Regions from separate parts of the Homo sapiens genome. Here all the other regions are linked to region 2. Evidence: chromatin contacts called from ENCODE Hi-C or POLR2A ChIA-PET data. All regions are on one chromosome and are shown on one strand. Each heading gives the region's core, a stretch centred on a gene start or an enhancer-like site at or near the end of the contact. The rest is flanking DNA. Distances are from core to core; before and after follow the strand shown. Region 1 has its middle 57 kb from the start of LINC02532. Region 2 overlaps SOBP (sine oculis binding protein homolog). Region 3 overlaps AFG1L (AFG1 like ATPase).

Region 1 (4,514 bases), core at 634-3,133, 810 kb after region 2:
GGATGCCTAGAACAAGGTCTGCTTAGGTGACTGGAAAAGACACTTGCCCCTGTGAAGAAATTTCAGAGGTACCAGGAAAGTTCCCTGACCCCCAAATGCCTCAACTGTTTGGTTCATGACCCGCACAAAGGCCTGAGGCTGAGAGGCTTGTGGGATAGAGACCCAGCTTGCTCTCCACTAGTTAACCTGTGTCCTACGGCTGCTTTCAGCAGGAGGAGGGGGGACACCTGTGTCAAGTGCTGTGTGTGCCCAGATGAGGCCTCTTTCTAATCTCTGCAAAGCTCTCCAATTCCAGAAAGACAATTCATAAAGAATGGGTCATCCCACCCATTTATTCTGGGCAGAACCACGAGACCAGGTTGCTGAAGGGGATCTTGAATCTACTCTGCAATTTTGCCCAGGGTGGGCCTGGAGCAGAGAAATGAGGAGAGAAGTTAAGCAATGGAAGCAAGAGCAGCTGGGGCCTGCCAGGACTGAGCTGAGGATGTTCATGATTGGCTTCCATTTGGAACTCAGCAAATGACTGAGGCTGCCCATGGCTTACCATTGAGAGAAGGCCACACCAAGGCCTGGGAACAGCCAGCTATGGGCAGATCAGGCCAGCACCTCCTAAACCAGCCTGTACCTCCACTTCTCTGTGCTGATTTTCCTTCTACTCTCTCTAATGCTTATTAAAGTTTCCCCAAGACTCTACCAGTTCCACTTATCAGAGCAACAGTGGGTATTGGGTCATGGTGGAGGCAAGGGGACACAGGATGAATTGAGGCTTGTAGGTACTGCTGGCTTTCCCTACTTGCAGAAGTTCCTCTGGAAATCATCATTATCATTATTATTTTTGTTCTTTTTTTTTTTTTTTTTTTGGAGAAAGGGTTTTGCTCTGTAGCCCAGGCTGGAGTGCAGTGCTGCAAACATGGCTCACTGCAGGCTTGACCTTCTGGGCTCAAGGGATCCTCCTGCCTTAGCCTCCCAAGTAGCTGGGACCACAGTTGTCAGCCACTATACCTGGCTAATTTCTTTGATTTTTGTAGACGGGGTCTTGCCGTATTGCTCAGGCTGGCCTCCATCTCCTGGGCTCAGGCAATCCTCCTGAGGCCTTGTCCTCCCAAAGTGCTGGGATTACAGGCACTTTTTATTAAGGGAGAGGCTATTTCAGCTCTCTTTTCAGACTGGAGAATGCCTTTTTCAGGGCTTTTTGATGGTGCTGTGCCACTGAATACTTCCAACTTGGAATAATCGTTGAGTGATGACTTTCCTCAAAGGTTTAAGAAAAACTACATTAAAATAAATAAGCAGGCCATGTGCAGTGGCTCATGCCTATAAATCCCATCACTTTGGGAAGCCAAGGTGGGAGGATCGCTTGAGCCCAGGAGTTCAAGACCAGCCTGGGCAAAAAAGCAAGACTTTTTCTCCTCACAAAATTTAAAAATTAGCCAGATGTGGTGGCACTCACCTATAGTACTAGCTACCTGGGAGGCTGAGGCAGGAAGATGGCTTGAACCCAGGAGTTCAAGGCTGCAGTGAGCTGTGATCATGACACTGCACTGCAGCCTGGGCAACGGAGCAAGACCCCGCCTCAAACAAAACAAACAAAACAACAAAAAAAACAAAAACTGGTTGGGAATGCCTACAATATTAGAAATACAGGAGTTATTATTTCTAGGTTCCTGGGTTGTAAGGCTTTCAATTTTTTTTCTACATGCTTTTCTTCATTTTCTAAAATGTAAATTAAAGATGTTTCCAATTCACTTTTCTGTCAGATTAAAACCCCAAGTTTTGCCTTTAAGGTTTCATTTCTAGAAGTGGTTCAGAATATAATGCTGAAGTTAGCTCAGTTACAGTAACTGGGGATTTCCTCTAGTCTCTGGCTGTTCATGTGGAAGTTGTGTTGTCATTTCTTTCCTTTTCTTTTCTTTTCTTAAGCCATCACAGTGACACCTGGCTATCTTGGCAAAGAAGAATAACAGGACAACTATTGTCTATCAAGAATTTTAGCCAGGATTTCCCCAGTCTGCTCCTCATTTTTGTGATTTTGTTGGTTCCTTTGATGAGAACTTTTTCTTGAGGTTTTAGGCAGACTTAATTTAAAGCATTGATCTCATCACACTTTTTTAGCTTCTGGTTAAAAATAGAACATCTCACGTAATTTCCAAGGAAAATCAGTTCTGTCAAATCTCATTGCTAATTCATAAAGGGCATTTGACTGTTCAAATAGAAGAGTATGGGAATCCAATGGATATTTCCGAAGTTACCATTTTTTAAAGGAATTTAACACCCCATCTTGGTCAGCCATGTGGATCTGAATCAGTTAAATTTAATCCAATGGAGATAAATTTGATTTTGCATGAATTAGAGCAGCATTTGCAAAAAAGCTCTTGACAGAATGTTTTATTCATATTCAGTACCAGCATCTTTTGCTTTTCTTTTAAGGTTGGTAAGAAAAGGATTTCAATCACACATTGTAGGCAAATGTCTTATGTGCTTTAATGTGTAAGGAGCATAAGTTGTTATTATGATAATGTTAATAAGACTTTTCATGTAGTACATTTTGGTTGACATTTAATCCCAATTGAGAAAAACCTAAAATTAATTTTTGTAAGAAACAAGACCAGAGTGGCTCATCAGGCTTAGAAGTGGGACTAATGGTACTATAATCAGACTGATGAGCTGTTAAATATCTGATGTGAAAACCATATCATGAAATGATAGGAAAGAATCTGCACAAAAGTCCTTTTGAATTTGCTCCTTGTCCTTTATTTTGCAGTTTGTTCAAAAGGCTTATTACCTCGGCTTCAAAACACAGATCCAAGATACTTACCAGCTGGTAACTTTTATTTGTTAATCAACTCAGCTTTCCTCAGAAAGATCCAAAGGGAGGGGAAAAATCATTTTTTTTTTACCACCTATTCGTCCAGGGTAAGATATTGCTGGTTCTATTTGGGTAAATGGATGAGCCACAAGCCTGGTTGCCCAGGACAATGATGCTAAATTGGGGGGCTGAAGATCTCGCTGACTTGGATGATGTACAATTAATTTTCAAGTCTGTTTTTGGTTAAATTGTTGCTTATATGGGATGTGGCACAGAGACAGGGCAAAAATGGGATTGTGAATCTTGGCAGGGTAGGATAGGTTTGAGAATTAATTTTTCACTTAGGTTAAATTCCTCCCATCATCCCTGGGCCGGTAAAGCCTGTGCCTGTGTCCTTGTCAGCGCATTTAGTCCTCAGGATCTGTACGGGTTCCACGGAGATCATGCAGGACATAAAACGCTAATTCAATTTTTGCTTTTCTTGCTTAAGAGGCGGAAGTTAGAGCTAGGTATTTTATGGAAGGATTTCTTGAAATTCTATGAGAGACGATCTAAAAATCTCTAAGACTATCCAAACCCAGGAAAAGTTGGTCAATGTCATCAATTTGATGACACTGATGAGGTCCACAGCCATGTACTCACTGCTCCAGTCTTTGTTTAAGAACAAGGTATTGAAGTAAAGTGTTGTATCCTCAGATTTAAGTTGTAAAAGGATACTGAGGAAGAAAAAATCAAGAAACTCAACTTCATTAAAAAAAATTGTTTGCTCTGTGAAAGACACTGTCAAGAGAATAAAAAGATAAGCCATACACAGGGAGAAAATATTTGCAAAACACATATCTGTTAAAGGACTGTTATCCAAACTATACAAAGAACTCTTAAAACTCAACAAAAAGAAAACAAACAATTTGATTAAAAAATAGGTTCAGACCTAAACAGACACCTCATCAAAGAAGTATACAGATGACAAACATAGGAAAAGAAACTCCACATCATGTGTCATTAGGAAATTACAAACTAAAACGACTATGAGATATCAACACACACCTGTTAGAATGGCCAAAATCCAGAACACTGACAACACCAAACGATGGCAAGGATGTGGAGCAAAAGGAACTCTTGTACACTGCTGGTGGGAATGCAAAACGGTCTAGCCACTTTGTAAGACATTTTGGCAGCTTCTTACAAAAGTAAATCTTCTCTTACCGTACAACCCAGCAATCATGCTGTTTGGTATTTACCCAAAGAAATGAAAAACTTACGTCTCCATAAAAACTTGCAGATAAATATTTATAGCAATCTTATTCATAATTGCCAAAACTAGGAAACAACCAACATGTCCTTCAGCTGATAAATGAATAAATAAATTGTGGTACATGCAGACAATGACATGTTATTTAGTACCAAAAAGAACTGAGCTGTCAGGCCATAAAAAGACACGGAAGAAACTTAAATGCATATTACTAAGTAAAAGAAGCCAATATGAACAGACAACACACTGTACGATTAACTATATGACGTTCTGGAAAAGGCAAAACTATGTAGACAGTAAAAAGATCAGTGGTTGCCAGGGGTTAGGTAGGAAGAATGGAGGAATTAACTGGCAGAGAACAGAGCATTTTTAGGGCAGTGAAATGCCTCTGTATGATACTATGATGGTGAATACATGTCATTACGCATTTTCTCAAACCCGTAGAATGTACAACAC
Region 2 (4,059 bases), core at 619-3,118:
AGATTTATTTTTTGTTTGATGAATCTGACACCAGTCAGGGAGAGGAGAATGTTGTGACCCAGCAGAAAAATATGGCCCCAGAGGAGGGGCGGCTTCTTCCTGCCTGGGTGGGTTTGGTGCTGGGGTTGATTTGTTATTATTTTTTAATTTGTTGCTGGAAGGTTTTCTTTTGTTTACTTTTATAAATCTCTCCCCGGGCTTGCGAGCTTCCCCTCCCTCCCGCCTCCCCTTCCCCTGCCCCCAAATTTCATTTTTAAAAAGCGAGCTTGCTCGCCAGGTGTGTCCCCCAAGCTCTCACAGCTCTAATAAATAAGGAGCACCTGTAAAACAGTAGCTTGACTTGTGAAGTGACTCTGTACAAAGGAGAATCTAGAAATACAGTATGTACACCGCATCCTTGGGCCGTGGTGCTTCAAGGCTGGCGCCACACCGTCCTGGCCCTGCCCACCCGCAACTCGCCACCCCTCCTGCTGAGGCTCCGCGGCCTTGTGGGGCGGGGGCACCTGGACCCCTCCAGAGGGAACAATTGCTTTATTTGAGTTAGTAAACAGATACACTGAATCACAAGGTGATTTGATTTTTTTTTTTTTTAGTTTTCTTCCTTTTTTGATTTTTTTCTTAATTTTTTCTCTTCTTTTCTTTTTCTTTTTTTTTCTGTACTCATCAGAATGGGATACTCCACAACTGTCTCACCAACTCAGTGCCAGTACACATGCTCTAGAGGACTTCTGGACTCGCAGCTACAACTGTACAAGTGCACACAAGTGAATCTACCCTGTTATCCTCCACCCACTGATTGAGGATCGAATTGCACATTTCTCTTAACCATGACAGGAGAAAGCAAACAGTGAAACAGAATCATGGGTGATCTTTCTCACTTTCCCTCTTGTTTTCATTGGTTTGTCCATACCATTCTAATTATCATGAAAGGGCTCTGCATATAGAGAGATTGTCTCACTGACTTCCTGGATCACCGAAAACCATCAGGGTTGAAATTTCATCTGAGTCTTTCCTGACGCCCAGCAAATATTCCCCCTCGGATTATTTTACACCTTGAGGGCATTTTGGTCTTCAGTTCAACACTCTTGCTCTGTTCCCAAATGGGGCGCTATTTAGGGGAATTTAAAGAGAAAGCTGAGAAGAATAAACATTTACCGAGTTCTCTTGGCATTCAGTCTCTGAAAAACCACAGTATAAACTATTCATGCTGCTTCTTACATCTGTCAAATCGAAAATTAAAAGCCATAAAAGTGTAACACTGAAAATATGGCATCAAAAAGGATAAAGGTGGCCTTTGTAAAAATAACAAGAAAAGTATATTAGCCAATAAAATATTCTAACTCTTCATTTAAAAGTGCATCCCGGGCAGGACAGAGATGACTCTGAAGCATTGGGCCTCCAGGACCACCCCTCTCCGCCATCAAAACGTGAACAATATAGGTCCAAAACCGTACAATGCAAATCACAATTCTTAGTGTAGCAGCAAAACCACAGCAGTTTTTAAAAAGATTAAAAAAAGATTTTTTGTGTTCCAATCCATATCATCTTCCAGCCTCAGTCGCTGAGCCTTGAAGATGGGGCGGGGAGAATACCTACATTGGTCCTTGTGGCTTGTCGGTATTTCGTTTTTTTTAAAAGCCAGGGGTGAAATCCCTAAGTTCCTCTGGGGAGAAGCAGAGATGGTGGCAGCAGGAAGGCTGGGCCTGCTTGGTGGGTCCAAGATGCGCGGGCTTCTCTGGGCTAGAGGCCATCGAGGGAGGGCTGCTTCCTCTGAGATGCTTAATGACAGGAAGCGGCTTTATTTGCTTGAGTTTTAGCCAGAGGGGGTGGTGAGCTGACCAGCTGGTGTCATTGGATGGCGTGACATGGTTTGCTCTGCGCCCTCTCTCCATGAGCGTACCCTGTGAGTGAACGTTCCTGGAAAAAGAGCAGAAGGGGCTGTCAGAATCCACTGGACCGATCCCCCTCCCTCCGCCCAGCTGGGGAGAACCCAGGCATGAGTCAGACAGCAGCACACTCTCCAGCCGCCAGGGCAGACCTAGGATGAGCCCCAGAACCGCTGCAGCACAGCGTGATTTCAACAGGAGTTTCATTCACGGTCTGCTCAGGTCAGCCCTGCCAGCTTTGTGTGAGGAAATGAAACTCAAGTCGCTTTTTGGAATACCATAATGAGTAGGGTACACCACGCCCTCACCCAAAGACCACAGCATCCTTTGCAACCCAGCAACCCTCCCCCTCCACATGACTGCATGCTTAACCAGCAGGAGGCTTTTTTTTTTTTTTGAGACAGGGTCTCGCTCTGTTGCCCAAGCTGGAGTGCAGTGGTGCAACTGGCTCACTGCAATCTCTGCCTCCCAGTTTCAAGTGATTCTCCTGCCTCAGCCTCCCAAAGTGCTGGGATTACAGGCATGAACCACCGCATCCAGCCCCAGCAGGAGGTCTTTTGAGTCACCCAAGGTCACTCCAAAGCCAGGCAAGGTCACGGAGGACCCTGGAGCTCCTGACCTCACTCCTGTAACCCCATGTCTCAGCTCTGGTATTTGCTGAAAAGAGGGCCAATAGATTCACTTTTTGGCAAGTGGAAAATTACCATGGACACATATACCTATCTTCAGAAGTTTCCCACAAAGGCAACTAAGCTGGAAGAAATGCTTGCTTTTCTCCGTGTGTGGGTCTTGCCTGTAAAAGGTGAGCCATTCACATCTCTTCACATCCAAAACAAACAGTAGCACTGGACTGGAAGAAAATAAATCAACCAAGAGCCTTGGGGTCCCAGGGCAGAGGCTCTGAACAGGATTTTCCACCAGGAAAGTCAGTTTCTGGGGAATGCTCATCCCAACATTCACCGAGATATGAGGCTCTGCCTCTTGATACCTGCAGCCTTCTTTCATTTGCCGCCAGTCACTTGGTTTGAAATAGAGCTTCCTGAGGCCACTCAGTCAGTTCTGGGAGCAGCCACTTAGAAGTCTGCCAACTGCATGGTAAAGCCCCAGAGGTCAGGGGCTTGTCTGTTTTGCTCGTGTCTCTACACCCAACTCGTAGCTCAGAGTCTGGCCCGCTGTGGGCGCTCGACACACTTTGATCACATGAGTGGGTCAGGCGCCTCTCTTCTGCCATGCCCCAAAACAGCACCTTTTCTTCCTGCCAATAAATGAGGCTGTCAGAAATGTGAATGGGTAAAATTTGGCTAAGGTGAGGTGGTGACAGAGGACTTGTAAACATCTTTACAACTGTTGAGATTATTCTTAGAACAATGAACAAATAACTTCAGAGAGGTGATAGAATGTAGGACTTGAAGGGACCCCAGAGATAATACAGTACCATTTCCTCATTTTATAGTGAAGAAATGGAGCCACAAAGAGACCTGGAAGCTTGCTTGGAGTGTTTATAACATGAATTTAGCAAGAGCAAGAGGAGGTCAAATGCCCATTGGGAGGACTAAGTGGAAGCTTGTGCTTTGAACCCTGCTATCTAAATCCTGGTGTTAATGGCAACAATAATCAGCAGCAGCCAAAAACAAGGTTTGAAAGTTTCACTGTGCACGACAGGAAATGCCTGAGTTCCCCCAATCACATTAAATCACCAGATCTGTGTGTACTTAATATGTATATTAAATAACCAAAGTGAAAATGCAAAACACCACAAATATGTAATGGGGGTGGAATTACAAGGCCATGGAAACCTTTTCATTTGGCATGGTCAGATTTGGAAATGTGGATATTTATTTCTGAATAAAGAGCTCACATTTGACTTACTTTCTTTCTTTCTTTCTTTCTTTCTCTTTCTTTCTTTCTTTCTTTCTTTCTTTCTTTCTTTCTTTCTTTCTTTCTTTCTTTTCTTTCTTTCTCAAGAATAAGTGACAATGGAGAGAGGGGATACAAAAATAAAAGCACCAAGAGCCACTATCAAATGTGAGGCCACAAAAATTGAGGAGCTGCAGAGATGACAAGTGGATCCAAAGACACCGGGGTCACTTCTTCTGGGAACAATTCTTTTGCATTTAGCAAGCACAGCCTGGAAGTTGCTATGGAGGGAGGGAAGCCATCCCCACCTCTGGGC
Region 3 (4,315 bases), core at 1,008-3,507, 690 kb before region 2:
TCTCTGTTTAGATATGTTTAGATAAACAAATACCACAGCGTTACAACTGCCTACAGTATTCAATACAGTAACATGCTGCACAGGTTTGTAGCACAGGAGGAATAGGTTCTATAATACAGCCTAGGTGTGTAGTAGGCACATGTATCCCTACATCCAAGCCAGGGAGAACTATGCTTCCTAACTCCTAACCTTAAAACCAGCCTACCTTTCACCTGGTGAAACTAGAATCTGAATCAATGTGAAACAGGTGAGGTGAAACCAGGAGGCAGCAGGAAAGGGGCTGATAAGCAAAATGTACTTTTATTCTCTTCTAGTGTACCAGAGAAATCATTAACTCTGCCATCACCACCGCAGTCAGCTGGTCAAGAGCTGAGGCTCTGTTGTGAGAAAGCCAGCTGTAGGGTATGAATGAAGTCACAAAATACTACTACCACAGCTTTTGGCTTCTATATGAGATGTGATAAACATTTTATAACAAAAATAATTCATTTCAAGATTGAACCATGATAATAATCCCTCCAACTCATACATCAACCCTACTGCAGTTCCCAGGATTTAGAATCCATCTGAGTCAATCATCTCAACACATCTGCGAAGAAAGAGGTGAAGTGAGCAGGACAAAGCCCAAATAGAGTGCAAGAATGAAAAGTGGGAAGGGAGTGCTACCAGGTAGGTATTCTCTATCCCATGAAGTCTCCTTAAAAATTATTTATTTATTTAAATTTTTCTTAAAAAAAAAAAATACATAAGAGATGAGGTCTCCCTATGTTGCCCAGGCTGGTCTCGAACTCCTGAGCTCAAGCATGTTTATTTATTTATTTTTATTTTATTTACTTATGTATTTATTTATTTATTTTGAGACAGAGTCTTGTTCTGTTGCCCAGGCTGGAGTGCAGTGGTGCGATCTCGGCTCACTGCAACCTCTGCCTCAGCCTCCTGAGTAGCTGTGACTACAGGCACCCACCACCACACCCGGCTAATTTTTGTACTTTTAGTAGAGGCGGGGTTTCACCATTTTGGCCAGGCTGGTCTGAAATCCTGACCTCAATGACCCGCCCCCCTCAGCCCCCCAAAGTTGCTGGCATTATAGGCGTGGGCCACCGCACCTAGCCCAATTTACTTATTTATTTATTTTTAAGATAGGGCCTCACTCTGTAGCCCAGGCTGGAGTGCAGTGGTGCAATCTCAACTCACTGCAACCTTGATCTCCCAGGCTCAAGTGATCCTCCCACCTCATCCTACTGAGTAGCTGGAACCACAGGCACACACCACCATGCTCAGCTAATTTTTTAATTTTTTTGTAGAGATGGGGTCTCACCTAGTTGTCCAGGCTAGTCTCAAACTCCTGGTCTTAAGCAATCATCCTGCCTCAGCCTCCCAAAGTGCTGAGATTACAGGCATGAGCCACCATGCCCAGCCTTGTTAAAATTTAATACCTGTTTCCCAAGTCCAACAAAGGAAAAGAATAAAGAATAAGAGCTTATGGTGGCATTTTGAGGCTACTCTCCCATACAGAGAGCCCCTCAAATGAAAACTTGATCTTTTATTACCTATTTTATTTCATTTTTGAGATGGGGGTCTCACTCTGTTGCCCAGACTGGAGTGCAGTGGCATAATCATGGCTCACTGCAGCCTTGACCTCCTAGGCTCAAGTGATCCTCCCACCTTAGCCTCTCGAGTAATTGGGACTATAGGCACATGCCACCACACCAGGCTAATTTTTGTATTTTTTGTGGAGACAGGGTTTTGCCATGTTGCCCAGGCTGGTCTTGAACTCCTGGGCTTAGGCAATCCACTCGCCTCGGCCTACCAAAGTGCTGGGATTACAGGTATGAGCCACCATGCCTGGCCGATTACATATTTTATAAGTGGTCTGAACTAAACTTATTATAGCCACCAAAATGTTCGTCTCACTTCCCATTTCAGAATTCCTTTCTCTTCCCCTCTCTATATTATAAGGATGTTTCCAAACAAAGGTTGCCACCTACCCAAACTATATGAACATCCCATACTATCACATCTTTTCTATTGCTTTCAAACACTCAGATGAATAACTTGTAATATGCTTCCCTTCAATTAGTTACCATATGGCTGTATTTTCTAAACTAAAATCCAACAACATTCATAGGGTTTTTAAAAAAAAAGTGCTTTTACAGAAGTGGAAGCAGTTATGCTTCTTTAACCATCTCCATTTATGGTCAGGTGGTTAAGGTAACAGGAGGAACAAAGTTGTTGATTTTAGCGATGACTTAATATGAAAGTGAAGGTACTGGAAGTAGATGTTCTCAGGAGGCAAAGAATGAGACCTGACAACAAGATGAGAATCATTAATGGTGCCCAAAGGTGCAGGAACATAAAATTGATCAAGTGTCTGTTATAACTGCTTTCAAAATAAGAAGTAAGTATACATTGGTCTCAAAAGTACCAATTAGCCAATGAACTAAGAAAAAGAATAGTTTGACCTTCTTTTCTGTAATTTCAAGAACCTGAAGAATTTTAAGGGGCAATCTCTAATGTTCACTTTTGTGAACTAAATTATTCTCTCTTATTAGATTAGCTAAATCTGGAAATACAAAACGGACATTCAATGCAAGGTAGCAGTAAACAAATTAGAAAAAGAAGGAACAGTTTAGAAAGGAACAGTTTAATCTTTAAGGCATTAAAACTACTTATTTGGCTGGGCGCCATGGCTCATGCCTGTAATCCCAGCACTTTGGAAGGCCGAGGAGAGCGGATCACGAGGTCAGGAGATCGAGGCCATCCTGGCTAACACGGTGAAACCCCGTCTCTACTAAAAATACAAAAAATTAGCCGGGCATGGTGGCAGACACCTGTCGTCCCAGCTACTTGGGAGGCTGAGGCAGGAGAATGGCGTGAACCCGGGAGGCGGAGCTTGCAGTGAGCCGAGATCGCGCCACCGCACCAGCCTGGGTGACAGAGAGAGACTCCATCTCAAAACAAAAACAAAAACAAAAACAAAAACAAAACAAAACCTACTTATTCAATGCCCTTTTTTTTTCTTTTCCTAAAAATGTTACTAAGATAATATCCCCTGCCATCACTCCCTCATAACGCAAATGTGTTGTGGCTATAGGGGAGCCTAGAGTGTGAATATTAGTCTAGGTCCAAAACTGACCTCGTTACATGTGAATGTGAGTTTTGAGTATGCCAGTAGAAGAAATAATTGATTGACAGTAAACTGAGGGATTAGAAAAAATTAAAATTAAAAAATTAAAAAAGACATCAAAGAAATAATTGAAAGCAAGGAGGCAAAAAAGCCAAGTAGAAACTCCTTCATGATATCAGTGGCTGAGGGTGGCCAAGGAGAGGTTTAAGACTAAGAGAAAAGGATTTGTTTGAAGAAAATAGAAACCACAAAACAGAATATTTCAGTAAGAATGAGGTCAGGGAAGACTTCATAAGCAAGACACTACATGATTAGGAAAACCTAGAAAGAAGTGACCACTCAGAAAGTTTCCAGCAATATGTGAGTCTTTCTGCCCAATGTCTAGAACTGGGAGACCAAGGAAATGTTACCACTTATGCATTAAGAGTATCTACTGTCAACTACATTAAAGATAATAACGACTAAATTATTCATCCAAGGGCTTAGGTTATGACTAGAAATATTAATGGAAATTAAAAGTAAAAAAGAACAGCTTATTTTTTTAAAAAGTATTAAGCTGAGTTAATGAGTCATGGAATCCTGATTTGTCTAATAACCTATCTGTAGTTGATTTCCTTCCCTGATATTAATTACTTTATACATTAAATAATGTTTGCACCCTAACATGGTGACTAATTCTGCCCTAGACTACAGCTGTATCCTGTGAGAAGTAAAGTAAAAGCTGAGATAACTGCCCTCTCTCCCTTTTCTTCTCTCCCTACCTTACCCTGCCTCATCCTATTCCCTTGCTGGTAACAGATTGAGGGATAGAAATAGAAATCATCCCTGAGAGAAAGCTGAGAAACTTTCTGTTTTGCCCACCCAAAACTTATTTTAACACACTTACCAACATCTCCATAAACATACAGGCCCCTTGGAGGTTTGCTCCTTGAAAAAAGCTGCAAATTAAGAACAAATTATAAATCTCTACCATGCAAATAATTAAATATAATCATATACATAGTCTTCCTAACTGTCCTATATACAGAACCAAGAGGGGCTATTATATACAATAAGTAAGAAAAAAACTTGATATAAAAGTGTTTAAAGCTGAAATATTATGCAGCCTTAAAAAGGGAAAAAACTCTAACGTATACATGAATGAACATTGGGGACATTATGCTAGGTGACATAAACCAGTCACAAAAA

What was found. Hi-C counts contacts between places; a loop is a spot of excess contacts on that map. ChIA-PET counts read pairs that join two places held with the same protein, here RNA polymerase II (POLR2A). Pooled maps may share reads with other maps.
Region 1: a loop to region 2 is called in a map with no recorded cell type, with 7 times the contacts of the local background. The contact joins two enhancer-like sites. A Hi-C loop is called at or near these places in 3 of 37 single-sample maps with no recorded cell type and 2 of 50 pooled maps.
Region 3: a pooled map shows a loop between it and region 2 (6-fold over the local background). The contact joins two enhancer-like sites. A Hi-C loop is called at or near these places in 1 of 37 single-sample maps with no recorded cell type and 5 of 50 pooled maps. POLR2A ChIA-PET finds 5 or more read pairs at or near these places in 1 of 52 experiments (activated naive CD4-positive, alpha-beta T cell).

What each region holds. Positions count from the first base shown.
Region 1 is chr6:106,842,525-106,847,038 of GRCh38, reverse strand. No RefSeq gene overlaps it. Among named protein-coding and RNA genes, the nearest start is that of LINC02532, 57 kb to the right of the region's middle. RefSeq lists enhancers at 87-136, 1,767-1,826. Within about 2 kb of position 1,883, at least 2 of the 41 ENCODE cell types and tissues checked have a DNase peak (open chromatin) inside an H3K27ac peak, as active enhancers do.
Region 2 is chr6:107,656,065-107,660,123 of GRCh38, reverse strand. SOBP (sine oculis binding protein homolog) reads right to left here. Exons shown (of 7, transcript NM_018013.4): 7 at 1-1,917. Among named protein-coding and RNA genes, the nearest start is that of SCML4, 170 kb to the left of the region's middle. RefSeq lists enhancers at 1,790-1,979, 1,441-2,017, 2,220-2,269, 2,018-2,595. Within about 2 kb of position 1,868, at least 21 of the 41 ENCODE cell types and tissues checked have a DNase peak (open chromatin) inside an H3K27ac peak, as active enhancers do.
Region 3 is chr6:108,346,738-108,351,052 of GRCh38, reverse strand. It overlaps AFG1L (AFG1 like ATPase), which reads right to left. Exons shown (of 13, transcript NM_145315.5): 3 at 4,014-4,065. Among named protein-coding and RNA genes, the nearest start is that of AFG1L, 54 kb to the right of the region's middle. RefSeq lists an enhancer at 2,161-2,330. Within about 2 kb of position 2,257, at least 2 of the 41 ENCODE cell types and tissues checked have a DNase peak (open chromatin) inside an H3K27ac peak, as active enhancers do.